Linked DNA regions of Homo sapiens: all the other regions are linked to region 3. The links are chromatin loops, found by intact Hi-C in ENCODE. Cell type or tissue: PC-3. All regions are shown on one strand.

Evidence for each region. A loop is a pair of places that touch in the nucleus more often than their neighbours do. Peaks named below come from ENCODE experiments on the same cell type or tissue, not always from the same donor. Only the 100,000 strongest peaks of a DNase experiment are listed, where the experiment ranks them.
Region 1: a loop joins it to region 3, with 5 times the contacts of the local background. A loop is called at or near these places in 85 of 110 quality-filtered maps.
Region 2: it touches region 3 in a loop (3-fold over the local background); 11 of 110 quality-filtered maps call a loop at or near these places.

What each region holds. Positions count from the first base shown.
Region 1 is chr7:111,485,223-111,487,722 of GRCh38, forward strand. It overlaps IMMP2L (inner mitochondrial membrane peptidase subunit 2), which reads right to left. Exons shown (of 6, transcript NM_032549.4): 3 at 2,016-2,119. Among named protein-coding and RNA genes, the nearest start is that of IMMP2L, 76 kb to the right of the region's middle. In PC-3, CTCF peaks have their summits at 1,532 (motif pointing left) and 1,732; a DNase peak (open chromatin) is centred at 1,529; H3K27ac peaks cover 2,001 bases.
Region 2 is chr7:110,089,297-110,091,796 of GRCh38, forward strand. No RefSeq gene overlaps it. Among named protein-coding and RNA genes, the nearest start is that of LRRN3, 1.0 Mb to the right of the region's middle. In PC-3, a CTCF peak has its summit at 1,037 (motif pointing right); no DNase peak of the experiment used is centred here.
Region 3 is chr7:111,097,613-111,100,112 of GRCh38, forward strand. The region is part of intron 3 of IMMP2L (inner mitochondrial membrane peptidase subunit 2); the gene reads right to left. It overlaps LRRN3 (leucine rich repeat neuronal 3), which reads left to right. Exons shown (of 3, transcript NM_001099658.2): 2 at 2,269-2,350. Among named protein-coding and RNA genes, the nearest start is that of LRRN3, 7.7 kb to the left of the region's middle. RefSeq lists an enhancer at 1-106. In PC-3, a CTCF peak has its summit at 1,236; a DNase peak (open chromatin) is centred at 609; H3K4me3 peaks cover 864 bases; H3K27ac peaks cover 1,566 bases.

The DNA.
Region 1 (2,500 bases), 390 kb after region 3:
AAATGGCTCCTCCTAAGAACAAGCACATGAAAGTTTGTGTTATTTGTACATGACAAAGATATAGCACATAACTGAGTCATTAAAAACACAGTTCAGGCCGGGCGCAGTGGCTCACGCCTGTAATCCCAGCACTTTGGGAGGCCGAGGTGGATAGATTATGAGGTCAGGAGATCAAGACCATCGTGGCTAACACGGTGAAACCCGTCTCTACTAAAAATACAAAAAATTAGCTGGGCGTGGTGGTGGGCCCCTGTAGTCCCAACTACTCAGGAGGCTGAAGCAGGAGAATGGCCTGAACCCAGGAGGCGGGGCTTGCAGTGAGCCGAGATCCCGCCACTGCACTCCAGCCTGCGCAACAGAGCGAGACTCTGTTTCAAAAAAAAAAAAAAAAAAAAAAAAAAAACACAGTTCAACTGGAATAGCTATAATTTATATATCAATCCCAATTTGAATAGAATATTTTTGAAGTTAATGTATATAATAAATATCAATCACTATGAATATTTATATAAAATAGTAGTGTGCTCTTTTTAATATACTCCATGATATGGTAGGATACTTTTATGGACCCATGCAACCCTGAATATCAAGCAGCCCTGTTTTATTTTTCAATTATCTATTTAAGTCCACTTGGTTAGAGATAGTCAGCATGTTTCTCACGGGAAAAAAAAAATACTGCACAATTGTCTGCGTATAGTGTGACCTCTTTCACTTGGGTGGGTATCCTTTCCATCACCAACTAAGTGAGGATATAACCTTGTCAAACCAAAGGCAAAAGAATAATAAGCATATGACAGGCTAACCCAGCATGGAAAAGGTTGTTTAGGAGGTTGCAAAAATAGTACTCGGAATGACAAAATAAAAGTACACTTCAAAGAGCAGGTTAATATTTTTAAAAGCACTCAAAACCTGAGAAGCATTTAATCCCCCTCCTTGGATGTCTGCCATACAAAACTCCACTTGAATTTATTTCATTAGTCACTAACGAGATTTGGTTAATATGTTTTCAAATGAATACTGGTAGAATAGTCTGAAAGAAACACATTTATAGAATATCTATTTCCACAAAGCACTAGCCAAAGGTAAGTACAAATAAGCAGATGATGTCTTGCTTTTACCAATTATAAATTACCATCCAACAAGAAAAAAATCCTTCCAATTCAAGAATCAGAAATACAAATGGGAAAAGTATTTACCCAGTAGCAGGTTTTTACTGTCTCCAAATCAAATGGCAGTAACACTGCTACCTTAATTGCTACCCCTAACTGGCATAACAGGGAATCATACTACAACATTTTTATAAGTATTTGAAACCAGAAGAAATTAGACAAGTTTGGCTACAGTCTTCCTAGTGTAAATTTACTTTTAAAGCAAACAAACAAAAATCTCCAAACCATTTAGGCCTGTCCTAGGACTATGTATTATATCATTGTGTCAGTTATACACACTTTGACATTCCTTTTCTACATTAAGACTGGAATGAAATTTTTGATCCTGACCAGTCATCATATTATAACAGTGAAACAGTGCCACCTTTTGGACCCAAACAGAAGCATCCAGTGCTAGTCTTTCAAACTTCCTTTTTCAGTTAAACTCCTGATGTACATAAATGTCAATGATTTTCATGTCATAATTATCACCTTCTAGGAATACTTTTTAATCTATACAAACCAAGAAAACATTGGGGTAACAAAAAAGTTGCTTACCAAGATGCAAAATTTCAAAATATTCCAAAGTAGTACCAAATGCATGTATTTTTAATAATTTCTAATCAACATTTCATTAAATACATTTCACCAAATCCAAATATGTTAGTCAACTAACATATTTTAAATGCAAAAAATTCTTTTTATAGCATTGTTACACTGCAAAATTGATTTTTTAAAAATGCATTGTATTTAACATGTATTCAATTTAATAATTGGCAATATGATATTAACAGTGGATTACCAGTTAAATCAGCATAAGTATAAATAATTTTATATACAAATATAGTATGCTTCTGAGTTACTTACACCAATGATACAATGTCACCACGGTGTACTTCAAAATTCCTCACTTTCCAGTGGTTCAAAAGCACCACATCAGATGACTGGCTCCCCCCAGGATTCAAAGAAGGCTAGAAAATAAGGAGAAAGAGACACTTCTATCATTTGTATTTTTCAATCTTCATGGTTCTTGCACTTCACAGCTCGAGTGGACTGAAATAAAACATTTCTAATACAGTACCTTTCTATAAATTGCTGTTCTAAAGTAACTGCAAATGATGAGTTTTCAAAAAGGCTCACTGGGATTCTTCACAGATGAACCAGAAAAAAATAAATTACCAATGCTTATTTGAAAGGAACGTGTGCTAGACATTAAAATCTTTAGTAAACTCCAATAAAGAGGTATGAAAAGCCTTAAGAATAATATAAAAACATGAGGAAGAAGTGAGTCAAACCTCCTAACAAAATATCCAGATAGGATCTAATTCCACAGTAGTACACATCATTGTTCC
Region 2 (2,500 bases), 1.0 Mb before region 3:
TTGTTTTAAGAAAACAATATTTCTGTTCATATTAATTCACTTGCCAGACTCCAATTCTGAAAGTTGTCTAGTTCTTCCTTCATCACATGTGCTTCTCATCGAAACCCTTGTTTCAGGATGGATCAAGTGATGTTACAGCTCATGTTCCTTAGACCTGATTTGTTTTGATGTTTTATTGCTTTTCCTTTTAATTTTTGTTTGAATGAGAAAAGTTTAATACCACAGGTGTCCAGAATTAAAAAATAATAATAATTCTGTAAAATGAATGCTGCTAGTGCAGACATTCTGTTTGAAGAAGCCACAATAAAGACGAAGTAAGTATCCACTTATTTTTCCACAATTCAACCAGAGGCAAGGAAAAAAATAAAAATGCAGACCCCCCAGTGTCAAGGAAATCGGGAGATCAAACTCTGAAGCACAATGTATATGCAAAGGGAGTCAACTGCAGTGGAGACAGTACATGAATGTGAAACAAAAGCAGAGAAAGAATTAACACTTGCAGACATCAGAAAGATTTAGGAGGCCAGGGGTGGTGGGTCAAGCCTGCAATCCCAGCACTTTGGGAGGCCGAGGCGGGCGGATCACGAGGTCAGGTGATCGAGACCATCCTGGCTAACACGGTGAAACCCCGTCTCTACTAAAAATACAAAAAATTAGCCGGGCGTGGTGGCGGGCGCCTGCAGTCTCAGCTACTGGGGAGGCTGAGGCAGGAGAATGGCGTGAACCCGGAAGGCAGAGCTTGCAGTGAGCAGAGATCGCGCCACTGCACTCCAGCCTGGACGACAAAGCGAGACTCTGTCTCAAAAAAAAAAAAAAAAAAAAAAAAAGAGGAAATAATACCTTTCCAAAGTCGAGTACAAACCAAAGTGCAAAATAAAATCCCTCTGTCTATCATAGCAGAAATAACCATAAGTTGGGGACAGGAAAGTCTCTGGAATTACTTGGCTCTTTGAAGCAAAGTGACAGGCTGATCCAGCAACAGACTTAGCATAGATTGCAGGAAAAAGCTCTCCCACAAGGGGTCAGAAGAGAGAATGTCAAACTGTTTCCAACACTAAACCGATTGGCCAAAGAGAAATAAATGCTGAAAATAAATCTCAAACAAAATATTAATATGTCAAAAAAACCCTCATAATAGACTGGAACACAGCCTGAGACCCCCTTCTCCATCAAATACTCACGATTTAAATATGAGTAACCAGTATAAGCACAGGATCTCTATGAAAGATTGTATGCAAAAAGGATGGGAACAGGATATCAAATGACCAATCAGAACATGTTGCCATGCGGGCGCAGTGGTCACGACTGTAACCCCAGCACTTCTGGGAGGCCGAGGCAGATGGATCACCTGAGGTCAGGAGTTCAAGACCAGTCTGGCCAACATGGTGAAACGCCATCACTACTAAAAGTGCAAAAAATTAGCTGGGTATAGTGGCGCACACCTGTAGTTCCAGCTACTCAGGAGGCTGAGGCAAGAGAATTGCTTGAACTGGGGAATCGGAGGTTACAGTGAGTCGAGATTACGCCATTGTACCCCAGCCTGTGCGACAAGAGTGAAACTCCATCTCAAAAAAAAAAAAGTTGCTGCCATGCTGAACACAAAAATAATGCCAATTATCCCACAAGTTATATATTTTAAATTCAACAAAATCACATTTTCTAACAAAAACCAGAGGACAAAGCAGGGATATGAGTTCTCAGTGAAAAGAAGGCAATATGAAAATCAGGAGATGAAATGCTCAAATATCATCTTATCAATAGGGTGCTCTGATGTTTTTGGTATTAGGGTTCTCTAGAGGGATAGAACTAATAGGATAGATGTATATGTAAAGGGGAGTTTATTTAGCAGTACTGACTCACATGATCATAAGGTGAGGTCCCACAACAGGCTGTCTGCAAGCTGAGGAGCAAGGAAGCCAGTACGAGTCCCAAAGCTGAAGAAGCTGGAGTGTGATGTTTGATGGCAGGAAACATCCAGCATGGGAGAAAGATGTAGGCTGGGAGGCTAAGCCAGTCTAGTCTTTTCACATTTTTCTGCCTGCTTTATATACTGGCCATGCTGGCAGCTGATTAGATGGTGCCCACTAAGATTAAGGGTGGGTCTGCCTTTCCCAGCCCACTGACTCAAATGTTAATCTCCTTTGGCAACACCCTCACAGATGCACTCAGGATCAATACTTTGTATCCTTCAATCCAATCAAGTTGACACTCAGCATTAACCATCACACTTCTTAATTCATAAAATACCCTCACAGCACTCTCTCTCATTACATTGTTTTTTTCCAATAACATTTAATTTAATGATGTTCTCTCCCCATTATAATATCAGCTCCATGAGAGCAGGGATTTGCCTAAATGATGTTTATGTAATATCAAGGCCTAGTAGGTGCCTGGCACAAAGTATGTCCTCAATAAGTATTCATTAAATAGATGATTAATACATGAACTGACAGCTCAATAAAGAAGTAGAAGAAAAAGTAGAACCACCGTATCAATGAAA
Region 3 (2,500 bases):
ACATGTATTTTTCAAACATACAATTCATGTTTTTATGTCATTAGACTGTTTACTGTATCGCTATATTTATATGCCTCTGAAATATGGAGTGTTAATGGGGTCTAAATTTAATTCTATTTTTATCAAAACTCAGTCACTCAGAAATACCAAACACTGAACATGTTCTACAAAAAGTATTCAACATCTGTAGAATACATGGAACCACAATGACCTTTACTGAAATTTCAATAGTTGCAGGAAATAATTTCAATATATATCTACACAGATTATATTTTGATTTCTACAAAGGCCAAGGGGTTAATGACCTTAAACTGCAGGTGCCCAAGGCATTGAGAACAAAAAAGATAGAGCAAGCGAAAAGAGAATTGTGTCTAGGTCACAATGCTGTAGCATTGAAAAGAAAGTGCAACAGAACAGAATGGAAAGAGCAAAACAAGGTGACTGCCATATATGAAAGATAAACATACTCTAAGAACATATAAACTTTGAAAGCTCTATTCACAGTCATTCTTGAATGAAAAATATATAAAATGCCATTATAAGATATAAACATCATCCAAGTCAATTTGTTGTGTGACTAGCTGAACTGACTCACTTACCAAACACATAGTTTATATTTGTTCCTCTTATTGTCATTTATTACTCACGTATTTTTTACACAAACACCACAGTTGTTGAAAGAGTTTCATAAGGTGATGTTCAGCTAACTTTTTAAAATCAGTGAGGCATTTTCCAAACCATTTCCTCAATCAATTACTTTTTAATGAGGAAGCAAAATTTATGTAAATATCAAAGTCTCATTTTTATATTTAGGCTATAAATTATACCATAATATGCTGCTGTTGGGCAAAATAATCAAAGTAATGATGAATTAAAACAAATGTTCTGACATAAATTAATGTAAGCAGAGCCCTTATACGTTCAAACCACATCATCTCTCTTAGACAATCCTTTACTGGCTAAAGGAATGGTAATAATACTGGCAGATCTCATTTACAACATACAAGCATTTTCTGTGCCAAACATTATGCTAAGCACTTAACATACATTTTCTCATTTAATCTTCATAACGACCGTACTAAGTAAGCGCTATGTTTAACCCATTTTACCAACGTGAAAAATAAGGCTTAGAGAAGAAAAGTAACTTGCCATAACTAATGAAGAACACGAAAAGGAACCTAGGTTAGTTAGCTCGAAAGAACAAGCCTTTGTGCATGAGGCAACACTGCCTCCCGTTGGTACTGCCTAAATATAGCTAGTTGATATCGCCTTCCAAGAGTCAGATTCTCTATCAAAATACAGTAACTCTGTTTCTAGTTTCATATCATGCATTCTGCTCATACTAGAATATTATACCTTTGTAGGATTCTTCTTTTCTTTCTGAGAAAGGAGTGATGCTTTAATTATTTATATCTGAGTTTTGCTATCCACTAGATTAACTAAAATGATTTTTTGTAGTTCAATTCACAGCTAGACCTGTGAACTGGCAGCTTATAACTTCCTCTATCATCATTTTTCCATCGAGTGGAAGTCAACATACTTCTTCACCTGAGGTCATGCAGTATAATAAGTGACACAAAAGAAAAATGCAAAACTTAGCTCATTGGTCTCAAATTTCATTATTTATAATAAGCTTTCCTTGTATCTAGTTCCAAATTTTAGACACTTTTTTCCCCTCATGCATTCTCTTTTAAATGATGAAGATGAAAATAGTCTGAATACAATTTCATTGCTACTATGAGCATCAATTTTCAATGAAATTCATCAATCTTCTTCAGTATGAATAAGCTGCTAGCCCTGCAAAGTTAATTGATGAAAGCTGTAATTTGCTTTTCAAACTGAGGATGCTGAGCCAAACCTAAAACTTTAGTAGAAGCGTTCTATATTAGCTGTTTGTAAAACTTCAGCATTTCTTGCTATGTCACCTCCTGAAAGGGCTATCAGGGGAGTCCTTCAACTTGACTGTCCTACAAAACAAAATCTGAATGTAAAATTAAAGCAAAAATGTTGCTGAGGATTCCTCCAGTGATTAAAAATGGAGTTTAGAGAGCTCACATCAACATACATTTTCTATTCAAAATGAAGTTTTTTTTTTGAAAGTTATAAGCAATTAGACAACTAAAAAAAGAAATTCAATTTTGAGGTGATAAAAGGTTAAAGTATTGTGAATCATGAATAACCTAACATGTAAGAAATAAAGAAGGACATGTATAATTTAAAATTAAACTTTTGGGGTTTTTTTCCTGCTACTTCTTACATACAACAAAGACGAGGAAGAGGAGGAGAAAGAGAAAGAAGAGGAAGATGTTGGGCAACATTTATTTAACATGCTCCACAGCCCGGACCCTGGGTAAGCTCTTTGTACAACTCACCTCATTTCACTTTGATTCCATGAGGGAACTGAGGCTTGAAATGGAGAAGCATTTGCCCAACTTCACTCATTGGAAAGGTCCTGATTTGAACCCTGAATGTCTGACTCTGAAGCCCATGTTATGGTGTC